3 separate regions of the Homo sapiens genome follow, and all the other regions are linked to region 1. The links are chromatin contacts, found by Hi-C or POLR2A ChIA-PET in ENCODE. All regions are on one chromosome and are shown on one strand. The core of a region is the stretch at or near the end of the contact, and the rest is flanking DNA. Distances in the headings are between cores, read along the strand shown. Region 1 holds the start of HDAC5 (histone deacetylase 5). Region 2 overlaps ADAM11 (ADAM metallopeptidase domain 11). Region 3 holds the start of C1QL1 (complement C1q like 1).

The links. Hi-C counts contacts between places; a loop is a spot of excess contacts on that map. ChIA-PET counts read pairs that join two places held with the same protein, here RNA polymerase II (POLR2A). Pooled maps may share reads with other maps.
Region 2: a pooled map shows a loop between it and region 1 (6-fold over the local background). The contact joins the enhancer-like site here to the promoter of HDAC5 in region 1. A Hi-C loop is called at or near these places in 2 of 50 pooled maps. POLR2A ChIA-PET finds 5 or more read pairs at or near these places in 3 of 52 experiments (A673 and WTC11).
Region 3: a map of CD4-positive, alpha-beta memory T cell shows a loop between it and region 1 (9-fold over the local background). The contact joins the promoter of C1QL1 here to the promoter of HDAC5 in region 1. A Hi-C loop is called at or near these places in 1 of 168 maps with a recorded cell type or tissue (CD4-positive, alpha-beta memory T cell) and 3 of 50 pooled maps. POLR2A ChIA-PET finds 5 or more read pairs at or near these places in 1 of 52 experiments (activated T-cell).

What each region holds. Positions count from the first base shown.
Region 1 is chr17:44,121,229-44,125,400 of GRCh38, reverse strand. HDAC5 (histone deacetylase 5) reads left to right here and starts at 1,760. Exons shown (of 27, transcript NM_005474.5): 1 at 1,760-1,897. RefSeq lists enhancers at 1-252, 1,399-1,558 and silencers at 1,649-1,708, 1,779-1,878, 1,929-2,068.
Region 2 is chr17:44,774,420-44,778,621 of GRCh38, reverse strand. ADAM11 (ADAM metallopeptidase domain 11) reads right to left here. Exons shown (of 27, transcript NM_002390.6): 13 at 4,040-4,130; 14 at 3,873-3,924; 15 at 3,311-3,410; 16 at 3,157-3,228; 17 at 2,946-3,038; 18 at 2,415-2,495; 19 at 1,827-1,877; 20 at 1,660-1,723; 21 at 1,357-1,456; 22 at 1,021-1,140; 23 at 759-927; 24 at 556-670; 25 at 380-470. Among named protein-coding and RNA genes, the nearest start is that of ADAM11, 18 kb to the right of the region's middle. RefSeq lists an enhancer at 2,074-2,574 and a silencer at 2,412-2,731. Within about 2 kb of position 2,206, at least 9 of the 41 ENCODE cell types and tissues checked have a DNase peak (open chromatin) inside an H3K27ac peak, as active enhancers do.
Region 3 is chr17:44,966,178-44,970,721 of GRCh38, reverse strand. C1QL1 (complement C1q like 1) reads left to right here and starts at 2,419. Exons shown (of 2, transcript NM_006688.5): 1 at 2,419-3,270. The coding sequence starts at 2,674. It also overlaps the pseudogene LOC112268183. RefSeq lists silencers at 223-292, 2,129-2,488.

The DNA.
Region 1 (4,172 bases), core at 511-3,010:
GATGGTCTCGATCTCCTGACCTTGTGATCAGCCCGCCTCGCCCTCCCAAAGTGCTGGGATTACAGGCGTGAGCCACCGCGCCTGGCCTCTTCTTCTTCTTTTGTTTTTGTTTTTTGTTTTTTTGAGACGGAGTCTCGCTTTGTTCCCCAAGCTGGAGTGCAGTGGCGCGATCTCTGCTCACTGCAACCTCCGCCTCCCGGGTTCACTCCATTCTCCTGCCTCAGCCTCCCAAGTAGCTGGGACTACAGGCGCCCACCACCACGCCCGGCTAATTTTTTGTATTTTTAGTAGAGACGGGTTTCACTGTGTTAGCCAGGGTGGTCTCGACATCCTGACCTCGTGATCCACCAGCCTCGACCTCCCAAAGTGCTGGGATTACGGGCGTGAGCCACCATGCCCGGCCCACGCCCGGCCTCTTTTTTAAAATACAGACAGTGTCTCGCCATGTTACCCAGGCTGGTCTTGAACTGGGCTCAAGCAATCCTCCCGCCTCGGCCTCCAAAGTGCTAGGATTGATGACAGGCAAGAGCCAATGCACCTGGCCCCTTTAAAACTTTTTTTTTTGAGGCAGAGTTTCACTCTTGTTGCCCAGGCTGGAGTGCAATGGCACGATCTTGGCTCACTGCAACCTCCGCCTCTCAGGTTCAAGGGATTCTACTGCCTCAGCCTCCTGAGTAGGTGGGATTACAGGCGCCTGCCACCACGCCCGGCTAATTTTTTTGTATTTTTAGTAGAGACGGGGTTTTACCATAATGGCCAGGCTGGTCTCAAACTCTTGACCTCAGGTTATCCGCCTGCCTCCGCCTCCCAAAGTGCGGGGATTACAGGCGTGAGCCACCATGCCCGGTCCCCTATAAAACTTTTAATGTCTGGATAATATTTTACTGAATGAATGTCTCCTGCTTTGCTTGCCAATTCCCTATCGATGGATATTTAGGTTGTTTTCAACTTTTCACATCATTACAAACAATCTCATGTTCATTTTTTAACATAACAACGTTTATTTATTTGGAATACATTTTTGTTAGTGGAATTGCTGGGTCATTGACAAATTGTCTAGGTCTAATTAAACATGTTCATACTGTGTACCAAGAGGAGATGTAGCGTGGATGGCACCAAAGTCAGGGAAGTCTTTCCGGCTCCTGGTCTGCTGGTCTGCCCTTTTGAAGGCCTTGGAGTGTTACAGCCATACCCTGGCCTTTCCCAGGCTTTTCTTTCCCTGGCACGGATGCAGTGTGTGCGGTCAGAGCTGGCGAGTTCGAGACTTGTCCGAACCATCCACCCGCAGCCAGGCCCCGCTGCAGAGGCTGCGGTGGCCCTCCCAGCCCCTGGGAATCTATCCCCAGGTCCCCTCCCCGACCGCGGGAGGGCGTGTTAGGGGAGCAGCTTAGGCAAGCGACGATTGCACCATCCACGTTTTGAAAAGAAAGTCCGGGGAGCGCAAGGAGGAAACTTTTACAATCCAAAGGTTGAGCCCCAGCATCCATACTCGGCCCCTGCAGCGATCCTTCCACTCCTGCTCGCTGGGTTCCGATCCCTTCCCTTCCACCCCGTCTCGGCCGAACCCTGTGCTGGGCACTGGCCCTTTAAGGAGCTGTCACGATGGCGTCGCTGGCCCCGCCCGGCGGGGAGGGCCGAGAGGCAGGGGAGGGGTTGGTGGTGGCTGCGGGCAAGGGGAAGGCGGGGGGGGCTGGGGGGGGGGTCTGGGTCTATTTTTAGCTCCGGGTCGGGTCACGTGACGGGAGTGACGTCTCCGAATGTTGTTGTTGGTGGCGGCGGCGAGCGGAGCCGGAGGAGCCGCCGCAAAGATGGAGGAGCCGTCGAGGAGGTGCTGCCGCCGCTGCCGCCGCCGCTGCTGCCGCCGCCGCCCGCGAAGCCGGAGCTCGAGCCGCAGCGGGTGAGCGCGCCGCCCCGGCCCAGATCCCATCTTCCCCGGACCCCGGGACGCGAGGCGGCGCCCCCTCCTCCTGCTGTCTCTGTCCGCGGGCTCCCAGCGCGCGCGCCGCGCTCCGCGCCCCCCTTCCTTCCTCCCGGCCCTGGGAGCCAGCCGGCGCCCCCCGGGAGCATCGGCAGCCCGTGAGCGGGACATCGGGGTTGCTGCGCGCGCCCCTCCCTGCCCCTCCCAGACAGGGGCGCCTTCCCTACAGGTAAGGGAGGGGCCCGCCTTCTCGCGCCCTGCGCCCCCAAATGGCTCGGAGACCGGCCGGGGTTGTCTGATTTGCCCCTTCCCTGGCGGCGCATGTTGCGTTGCAGAGCCATTTGAGCCCTGCACCCGGATTCTGTGCAGACCCCTCTTCGCTGGACACCCCTTTCTTGGTACTCTGAGGTGAGGGGTGCTGTCCACCCAGAGCGCTTCTCCCCATAGCTACGAACGCATCCTTGATTTTATGTCCTTGACTTCCGTGCATGAGGAGGGGGACTGCGGAGTCCACCTTACTTCTCTCTCCCATTATTCTCACCCCGTCTCCTGTGAGGCGTTACTGCGTTTGTTGCCACCCTCTTCTCCTGTCTGACACCTTGGAGCCAGGATGCGAGAGCTAGGAGATGAAATGGAGCTCCCCCCCAACCCCTTCTTGTCTTGGGTGGATGCCCCCCATTTTTCATCCTGGATCTGTATCTCATGGAAGCGGGGGCACTACCAGTGCCTTATTAACTTGGGGGGAGTCAGCTTCTCCACCCCACCCTTCCCTGGGGCCCTGGGGAAGATGAGAACTGGCTGGGTGTAAGTAATTAATCTGGGAGCTTGGTGGGGGCTGTTGAAGTGGGGAGGTTGGGTGCTTCCTTTGGGAGAGGAGATGACCACTTGATACCCCTGGCTGATACCCCTTCTGAAATGAGGTGTGTCCCTAAAGAGGAAAGGTAACAGCTGCAGTTGCTTTTAGGAGGGTGCAAAAGGGACCCATCACTCAGTCAGTGACCACCATGCTTTTGGGATCTGGGATTAGATTTGGAGCTTGGGGAGGTGGTGGTGATTGGTTTCAGTGTCCAACTGGGAGGGGAGGATGGAGCCAGATTATGGGAACAAAAGGAGGTGGGGGGGAGGGTGAGATCCAGGAGTCTTGGTCAGAGGGACCCCTAGCCAGATTGCCTTGCAGGATTGCAGTCTGGGTCTGGGTCCTGCCTTTGGCTTCCTCTTAGTTTCAGAGGATGTAGGCAGGCAGGCATGGTCTTCAGTCTCCCCAGTCCTAGGCACCCTGAGCCTATGCTGGCTGTTGAGATGCTGGGCTGGGCTGGGCTGGGCTAGGCTGGCTGGGCTGGATGGTGGATGAGCCATGTTGGGGGCTGCCTGCTTCTTCATTCCAGTCTTCCCTCCTTCCTCTCCCTCCCTAAACACAAAGCTTGGGGAGATCTTGGTTTGTCTCCTTCCTCTTTTCTTGACTCCTCTCTTTGCCCTCTCTTCACTTGAACTTGGATCTGGGCTTTCTTGACAAAGCAGTAGGGGTCTCTCTGAGTTAGAGAAATGGGCCCCCAGTATCTCCACTCTGTCCTGGGAATGTGGGCATGCCAGAGACCAGAGAGACAGATCTCAAGTGTGGGTTACTTGGGGGCAAGGATGGAGGAAATGTTAGTTCTGTGCCAGCCTCCCCTTCTTTTCCAATATATCCTCCTACTTTGGCTGGATCATGTAATTTGGAGGGGGGCAGCAGTTTCACATGCCCCACCCACCCCAAGTAGCTGCAGAGACAAAGGTTTGCTTTGCCTTCCGTAGGGGTGGCATCTTAATTGTGTGTTTAGAAATGGGGCCTGGGAATGTTGGGCGGGGGTCATTTGTGTTCCCGCATAGTGGGGGAGGGGGCATCAGCTATAGGAGCTGGGGGTAGTGCAGTCGGTGCTGAAGTACCAGCTGCTCTTTAATAATTAATTCTTCCTACTCACATCCCTTTGAGGAGGGATGTCTGGAACACAGCATTAGGCTCAGCCAGCCTGCTAGAGGACGCACTCCTGTTGGTGGCAGTAGGGGGGGGAAGGGGGAGACAGCAAGGGGGGGTGGTTCTTGGCATTTTTGGAGCACTGTAGCTTGCTCATGAATGAAAACCTGATGTAGCCCGTGAGGGGGCCTATTGTAGCCGACTTTAGCTAATTAAACTTTCTCTGCCTTTCTTCTTCCCTATCCCACCTCACCCCAGGCCCAGCCGCAGCCCTTTCTTGAATGGGGACCCTGCCTGGTAGTG
Region 2 (4,202 bases), core at 957-3,456, 650 kb before region 1:
CCTCCCCGGTTCAAGCAATTCTCTGCCTCAGCCTCGCAAGTAGCTGGGATTACAGGTGCGCACCACCATGGCTGGCTAATTTTTGTATTTTTAATAGAGACGGGGTTTCACCATGTTGGCCAGACTGGTCTTGAATTCCTGACCTCAGGTGATCCGCCTGCCTTGGCCTCCCAAAGTGCTGGGATTACAGGCGTGAGCCACCTCATCTAGCCTAAAATCTCCTAGTTTCTAAATGTTAAGCCCTGCAGGCTACTTGGACCTATGACGTGTGAGCTCTGGTTCAGTTGGGCTTTCAGGGAGGGCCCCCTCAGCTCCACCAGTAGGGATTCTGATCCCCCCTCAAGGATGCCAGGGGGCACAGGGTGTGTGTGTCTCTTACTTAAATCCCCAGCCCGTGCCGCCCAGGACGATGGCTGCAACCAGGACAGCCCCAGCAATGGAGCCAATGATGATGTTGGTGCCGCTGGGACCTGGGGAGGATGGCAGGGCTTAGCTGGCAAGGACAGGCATAGAGAGCAGGACAGACAGACCCCCCTCGGCCAGCTCCAGCCTCACCTTTATATCTCTCCGTCTCCCCCGTGGGTGGGGACGTGGGCAGGGGGTTATGGATACTGCAGTCTTTGCCTGTCCAGTCTGGCTGACAGATGCACTTCCCTTCATTGCTGCAGACCTAGAGGCAGGGCAGGGCCAGGAGAGGTGAGCAGGGGCCTGTCCCCTCTTGTAAGCTTCTCCCGCCATCCCAGGCTCCAGGCAGTCACCCCGTGGTGGGAGCAAATCCGGCGCTCCCCACTGCCGGGGCAGGTGCTGAAGTTGAAGGCAGAAGCTGGCAGGCAGCGATGGTCCAGGCACAACATGTTAGGCCCGCAGGCTGTGCCATCCTCCACATAGCTCAGGTCAGAGCCGTCCGCCAGCTGCACGTGGCCTCCCCTGGGGAAGTGACACAGCCAGCCTCAGCCCCCTGTCTCCTAACCCCCAGCACAGCTGCAACCTCCCCTCCCTAGTCTTGGTCCTGGCCAGCACCTGCAGTCCAGCTCCTTGCCCTGGTGGTAGAAGGTGACACTACTGATGTCTCCCACCAGGTCCCCTAGCCGAGGAGCTCCAGAGATGTTGACACAGAGGAGGAAGCCACACAGCACGTCCCTGTTGGGGCATATAGAGACAGTGAGCCCCAAGTTTGACCTCAGACTCAACTACTGAACTCTAATCTGCCCTCACCCTGCACCCTGCCACCTCATTTGCCACGTGCCCGCCCATTGGGACTGACAGGCTCCTCCTGGGAGAACCTGCTGCCCCATCTCTGAAAAGTCTCACACCTGCCCTGGAGCTGAGAGGCCCTCTGGGAGCCTCAGTACTCACTGCTTACTGCACTGGACCCAGCCAGATCCCTTGCGCCCACAGCTCCCACGCTCCGTCCCCTCCACATTCAGCTTCTCGTAGCAGAAGCGATCAGCAGCCGCTGTGGGGAGAGGATGCCAAGTGACCCCACGCGCCCCAGGACCCACCCCAAGACCTCAGGCCTGCATCTCCCACACTCTGCCTGGGTCCCTGAGATCCTGGGGAGCTACACACTTGGGGGCCTGTTCAGCTGGAACCCACTCTCCCCAGCTTCTCAGCTCTGGGTCCTCCGGAGTCCCCACTCCCAGCCCTAGCCAGACTCACCATGGCCCCAAAGAACCTGGCACTGCCGGTCCCGGGTTTTGCAGCGACCTCCGTAGCAGCGGCCCTGAGAGTCCAAGAATTAAGAGGCAAGGGATGGAGATGCTGAGTGGTCAGAGTGGAGACAAGAGACTGCCCTGAATCCCAGGCTCAGGGGGCAGCCATCATACCTGCTCATGGTCACAGTAGTAACCGTCCAGCTTGTGCAGGTTAGGCGGGCACTGTGGAGAGAGGGGTGGGGTTGAGCGGAGCAGTCCCAGGACTGGAGCTGAGGGCTGCCCCAGGGAGGAATGCTGGGGTACCAAGTGCCCCCCATTGGGGGCTCATGCCACAGGGCTCTTCCACGCCTAGGACAAGCGATCTGTCTGGTTCTGGACCCAGACCACACGGATTTGCAAGCCCCAGAGCCGCTCCAGCCTCCCTCCCTCGTAGGGCTGGGAGATAAATGCCTGGCATGTAATTAGGTTGTAATAGATGTTAACTAATATTATCGTCTACTCTGATCCCTAACCTACACCAGGCACCGGGCCAGGCGCTGGGAATACCAGCCAGACGATACATTCTGGTTTAATGATTGAAGGAACAAGGCCAGGAGCATGAAGAACCCCTTTCTCAGATAAGAAAACAGTCTGATCAGTGGAGGTCGATGCCAGCTGTGGAGAGGAGGGGAGTGCTGAGCACTCGTCCGGGAAAACCAAATCGACAAGGGTAGGGGTTGCCTCGCCCAGGGCTCCACAAGACGGCGGGGCCGGGCGGACCTGGCTAGAGTCCCCGGTGCAGGTCTCCGCGATGTCGCACTCGTTCACGGCCTCTCGGCAGGACACACCCCGTGGTTCGTACTAGGGAAGAGACGCGCTCCTCGAGTCAGGCAGGATGGATGCCTCGGCCCTGCCCTCCCCAGGCCCCTCGCTCTCTGGACCCCCACATCCCCGGGCCCTCCAGCTCCCCAGGGCCCCGTTTCAGGCCTGTTCTTATTTCCCTGCTCCCACCACCTCTTGAACGCTCCCCACCTCGCTCCCAGCGCACTCAGCACCGCCCCCAAGCCCGCCCACCTTCCCGCCCCTCCTTGATTCTGGGCAGCCTTCCCTTCCCGCTCCTCGTAGCCCCGCCTTCAACATCCTTCAGCCCCGCCCCTTGCTCCCCATTGGCGCTGTCTTCGCATCAAGCCCTGCCCCAGAGGCCTTCGTCCCCGAAGGCTCCGCTTCCCTCCCTAGCTCCCACCCCTTATATGAAGGCCTCCAATCGCTCCTCCTGCGTCCTGGCCCCGCCTCCCGGCCGGTCCTGCTTACCTTGCAGCGGCGACAGCAGAGCCCGTCGCTGCACATGGCGTCGTGAGTCAGGGTGCATTTCTTGCAGCAGTTGCCACCTGCGCGGCTGCACTCCTGAGGGACGCGGGAGGAGGGGAAGGAGGCGGGCGAGCCCTAATCCTCCCACTCAGACGCTCCCTCGTGCCCACCCCCGCATCCCGGTTCCCCACCTGGCGCCCGCACCACCGCTCACCTGCACCGAGCCGCAGTCGCACTCCTCCCCTGCCTCCACGAAGCCGTTCCCGCACTCTGGGGGGTCCAGGAGCTGGACCGGGAGGACAGGTCGGGAGTCTGGCCCGGACCCCGCCCAGGGCCCGCTCCCATGCTCCCCGCCGCGGGGCTGGTACCTTGAGGGGCTTGTTGAAGAGGCAGCTGCCACCACCCTCCTGCAGAAACTGGTTGTACTCGTCGATGCTACAGCGCGAGAACTTGCGGGGCAGGTAGAACCTGGATAGGGCGAGGGGAGGTGCTGCTGGCTGCTCCCCTCCAACCCACCCTCACCCCTCTCAAGGCTGGGGAGGGGGTACACTGGGGGACTTCGTCACCATCGCGAGGAGGCGGAGGATCTGCCCCGGGATTGCACCAGAATCCTCCCGCCTGTCCCTGTCGCTCCCATCCCCTCCGCTGAACCTGGGGACTCGCAGCCGCGCTGGAGGGAAGGTGTCTCCATGCGAGGCTTGGGCGGCGCCCAGTGGCCACGATGCGCACTGCAGCCTGGCCGGTTTTGGTGTCCCAGCAGGGAAATCTGGGTCTCCCGGGGCAGTGTTTGCGGAAAACTGGGCTTCTTGGGATCCTGAGTGGTTCTGTGAGCTGGGCCTCTTGAGCCCCCTGGTCCAGACTGCCAAACAATGCTCGCTCTAAGACTCCCCTCGCCCAAGACCTTCCCCCGGTTTGTCCCCAAGAACTCACCCAGTGTCCTCCATGATGCAGCCCAGCCAGATGTCTGGACACTTGCAGTCCCCTGAGGGGTGAGCCAGGCGGATATGAGGGAGGCCAAGGACCACCCCTCCCACTGTCACCCTCCCGTTCCAGAGCTGCTGGGCGTGGGCCACACGGGGGCCTCTGGGGGAGGATACCTGCCGAGCTCCGGTGTTTGTTCCACATCATGCCCAGGTTCTGTCCCAGCGTCTGGGCAAGGGTCACGGCCATCGCCCCCATGTTGCCGTACTGGGGGTGGGGAAGATGGGGCACAGATGTCTACATCTTCCAACAGGCACGTCGTGCCCCTGAAGCCCCTTT
Region 3 (4,544 bases), core at 1,170-3,669, 840 kb before region 1:
GCCAGGGCGGGGCTTGGCGAGCCCAGGGGAGGCGCCAAGCCGGTGGCCCCAGCTCACAGGCCAAGATGGCTGTTAATTAAAGTGCTGGCACCAGCTCCTCTCTGCAAAGTTTGAAGCCGTTATTTTCCACTCCAGCGAAGCGGGGAGAATCCGGCTGGGCTGACGGAGACGCCACACCGCGCCAGGGGAGCAGGAGCTTTTTCGGAGCGGGAGGCGGGGCGCCGTGTGGCTGCGAGCGCGCCTCTTGGATGCCCCGGCCGGCGCGGGGGTGGGTGGGCGCTCCCGCCCCATCCTTGGCCCCGGGCGGCCAGCCGCGGTGTGCCCGGAGGGCTCTGCGAGGGCTGTGGGTGGCGGGCGAGCCCCAGCGGCGTAGCAGAGGAGGGGCCCCCGAGCGAGCGTACTAGGGAGAAGGGGGTCCGTGCAAATCCCAGGCTGACGACCGCGCACGCGCCCCTCGGGTCACCAGCCCTGTCGCTCTTGGTGGGGCACACCGAGGAGACCGCCGTGGGGAACCGGGGACCGGATTGCCTGACAGCCGAGCGCTGAAGACTACTCTTCCTGAGCCTAGGGAGGTCTGGCTGCCCTGAGCCCCCTACCCCTGGGCTTTGGGCAGTAAACGGTACCTAGAGACTCTATCGCGCTGAGGTTGGAAGAGCCTGGAGCCAGGCTACGAGTTTGAGTCCCGGCTCTCCCACTTATTAGTTGTGTGACTTTAAGCAAATCTCTTAACTTCCCAGAGCCTCAGTTCTCCATCTGTAAAATTAAAATAATCTTGGATTTTACTTCTTTGGACTGATGTGAAGATCAAGGGTGATCATGTATGTAAAACATTCAACACAGGGCCTAGCACAGAGTAAACCCTGAATAAATGCTACTTATTGAAAATTTTTTAGCTCCCTCCTTGGTGGTGGTGGGGTCACTCCAACCTGGCCTCAGCCATTAGTGCTTGGAGGGTCCTCTTTCACAGCCCCCTCGTTGGATGTCCCTGTGTCCTTCTACTCCCAGCCCTGGATGAGGTGAGCGACCTCAACCTTGGGTAGGGAAGGCCAGGGAATCATTTTGCCCATGGTGAAGGGTCAACAGGGAGAGTGTGAGCCGGCGGGGGGTAGCTCTCGGGAGAGGAGAGGCTGGGATGTCATTCTTTAGCAGCCGGCCAGTCGCCTCCGAATGGCTGAATCCTCCCCGGTGGGCCGGATAAAGGAGGGCGAAGGAGGAGCGGTGGAGCAGCCCGACCTGGGCCTCAGATAATGTGACAAATATTTTGATGGAAGCAGACACGTTTCGGTTTATGCAACCTAAACACTTTGCTGCACTTGAGGAAGAGGAGAGCCTCCCACAGCCTGATGGGGAGAAGAGTTAGGGGGCGGCGGAGGAGGCTGGGGAGTGAGGGAGGAGGAGCTGAGGGGCTGGATGAGATCCACCCCTCATCCTGGAGGCTGGAAAAGGGGGTTACCCCTCAGGGACGTATTTGCATCTGTCAGCATGGAGAAATAACGTGGGGGTGCCCACCTTTTTAGGATCCCCTTTTCTCCCTGGTCTAGAGGCAGAAGTAAAGGGATTGAGCAGAGGGAGATGGAAGAAAAGGGCCCAGGAAAAAGCAGCCTGGCCACAGTTCGGTGAGGAAGGGGCAGAGGCGAGGAGGGGTTGGAAGCTCCTGCCCCACCTCGGGGGAGACGGGTCCCGGAACAGTCAGATCCAGAAAGGAGGAGGCGGCTGCCGTCTGGCTCCGCTGGGCCCCCGGACAGGCATTCATCCGATATCTGGATCTCCCAGACGGGTGGTCTGCGAGGCCTGAGTGCCAAATGGTCCCCTCCGTATCCTCTTCTTCGCTTCATAACCCCCTTTCTCATCCTACCTTCCAGCTCCCCGCTCCGTCCTCCCCTCAATCGCTCTTTGTCCCCTGCAGACCTGGGCGCTATCCCCTCGCTTCCGCCCCCTGCGGGTCTTGGCCCGTCGCGACCCCAGTCCCTCTGTTTTCCTGGTGACCGACCCTCGAAGCCTCTCCTCTCCCGATCCCCTCGGAGCTCTCTAGCTCTCCCTGTGGCCCTCTCTCCCTTTCGCATTTTGGTCCCTACTCTCCCCTTCCCTTGGAGCGCCTCTCGGGTCTCTCGGACCCCGGCCCCCACCCCATTTCCGAATCTCGGTCTCCGCGTACTCAGTCTCTTCTTTCCTCTCCCTGCTCCCGCCCGGGGTCTCCGCGGCCCCGCCCCCTTATGCCCCGCCCACCTCGAGGCGCCCGCGGCCCAATTAGGCGCCGGCCCCGCCCGCAGCCCCACCCCTAGAGAGCCCAGAGCCGCGCGGAGCTGGCGGGGCGGGGCCCGGCCGAGGGGGCGGTGGCCCGGCTCAAGGAGGCGGGAGGAGTCAGGCGGGAGGCTGCAGGCGGGAGGCGGGAGGCGGGAGGCGGCGGCCGCGGCGCTCAGTCCGGCAGCGCAGCAGGAGGGAGGCGCGAGGCAGGAGCCGGCGGCTGGGCTCCGCAGCGCAGCCAGCGCAGCGCGGCGCCCCGGGCCCGGCCCCATGCCCGCAGCCCCGCCGGACCGTCCTTGAGCGCGGGCGCCTAGCCCGCGCCCCCTGCCCGCCGGCACCATTGCCCCGACGGCGCGGCCGGGCGGCCCGGCGCTCCCCAGGCTCCGCGCGGGCCGAAAGACGCTGCTAGCGGCCGCCGCGGGTGTGGTGATGCTGCTGGTGCTGGTGGTGCTCATCCCCGTGCTGGTGAGCTCGGGCGGCCCGGAAGGCCACTATGAGATGCTGGGCACCTGCCGCATGGTGTGCGACCCCTACCCCGCGCGGGGCCCCGGCGCCGGCGCGCGGACCGACGGCGGCGACGCCCTGAGCGAGCAGAGCGGCGCGCCCCCGCCTTCCACGCTGGTGCAGGGCCCCCAGGGGAAGCCGGGCCGCACCGGCAAGCCCGGCCCTCCGGGGCCTCCCGGGGACCCAGGTCCTCCCGGCCCTGTGGGGCCGCCGGGGGAGAAGGGTGAGCCAGGCAAGCCGGGCCCTCCGGGGCTGCCGGGCGCGGGGGGCAGCGGCGCCATCAGCACTGCCACCTACACCACGGTGCCGCGCGTGGCCTTCTACGCCGGCCTCAAGAACCCCCACGAGGGTTACGAGGTACTCAAGTTTGACGACGTGGTCACCAACCTAGGCAACAACTACGACGCGGCCAGCGGCAAGTTTACGTGCAACATTCCCGGCACCTACTTTTTCACCTACCATGTCCTCATGCGCGGCGGCGACGGCACCAGTATGTGGGCAGACCTCTGCAAGAATGGCCAGGTGGGCCAGGCGGGGGCATGGGGCTGGGCTGGGCCCAGGGCACCCAGGGAGCCCGGGGCAAATGGGTACCTGATCGGAGTTGGCGGGGGCGCCAGGCGGACGCAGGTGGAGATCCCACCCCACAGCGGCCCCGCTTGGTCATCACGTGTGGGGATGGTCGGAGCCAGCGGACATCGCCGATCCTCAGTTCCTGGGTTCCCGCTCCAAGACAGACGCTGCTGGGCACCGTCTGGAACGCTACTGGAAATGCGGGAAATGAACCCAACTAGTCAGAGCGCAGGGCTCCCAGGTGCACGGACTTGCCCTTGGGGGCTTGCCCCTTGGGAAGTGGATTCGGGCCGACAGCAGTGGGCGATAAGGGGAGGGCAAGGATGGGCTCTGGCGTATGGAACAGGGAGAAGCAGCATCCGCGCCCGCGGGCGCCTAGGCGCGTGGCCATGGGCGCGAGCGGAGAAGGCTGGCTGCAGGAAATGTTTGGGGCACAAAGGCAAAGGGAGCCCGGTGCTTACAGCCCTGGCTGCAGTGCCTCCCCTGCCCTGGAGAAGGGACCATTGGGCGAATCTGACACCCTTTGCAAAATCCGGGAGTTGGGGAGCTGTTTCCCACTGTAGCAGAGCTTCCCCAAAAAGAAGGCAGTCTGGGGGGCGGGGGAGTTTTTCCTCCTGAGGCGGGGAGGGGGTGGGGGGTGGGGGGTGGTGGAAGAGATGGAAACTCCCCCTCCTCTTGGTCTCCCAGCTCCAGCCCCTCCTGACTCTGGAGTGTGTGGGGTCCTCTCCATTCTCCGTCCCCATCTCAGACGCTGCAGCTGGAAAGCACTGAGTGTGTCGGGGACTCTGGTACCGGGACTCGCATGTGCGTGTAGCTCTCCTTGGAATGGCCGACCCCAGGACCAGCCTCCACCCAGCCCCGCCCTGGGGTGACAATTTTAGCCAGCTCTCTTGATACCACCTCCCTTCCCAGTGCTCTCACTCGTGGTGGCCTGTGACCTGGGGGTGTGGTCAGGCTGAGCATTCTCTTCGAAGAAGGGGACCACTGGTCAGAACTAAAGCTGAGCTAGTGGAAGTTGAGAAGGAATCTCTCACGATTAAGATACAAGACCTTGTTGGAACCCTTCCCACAGCAGCACTGCCCTGAGGCTCTGCCAGCCTGCGGGTCTGCAAGTCTTAGGGGCAGAGACAGGGGCAGGCAGGGAAAGTGAGCAGATAGCCTGCCAGGTGCTTATAAGTCAGCCCTTCTTCTCTTTCCTCTGCCTGGCTGCTGCCCCGCCAACACCT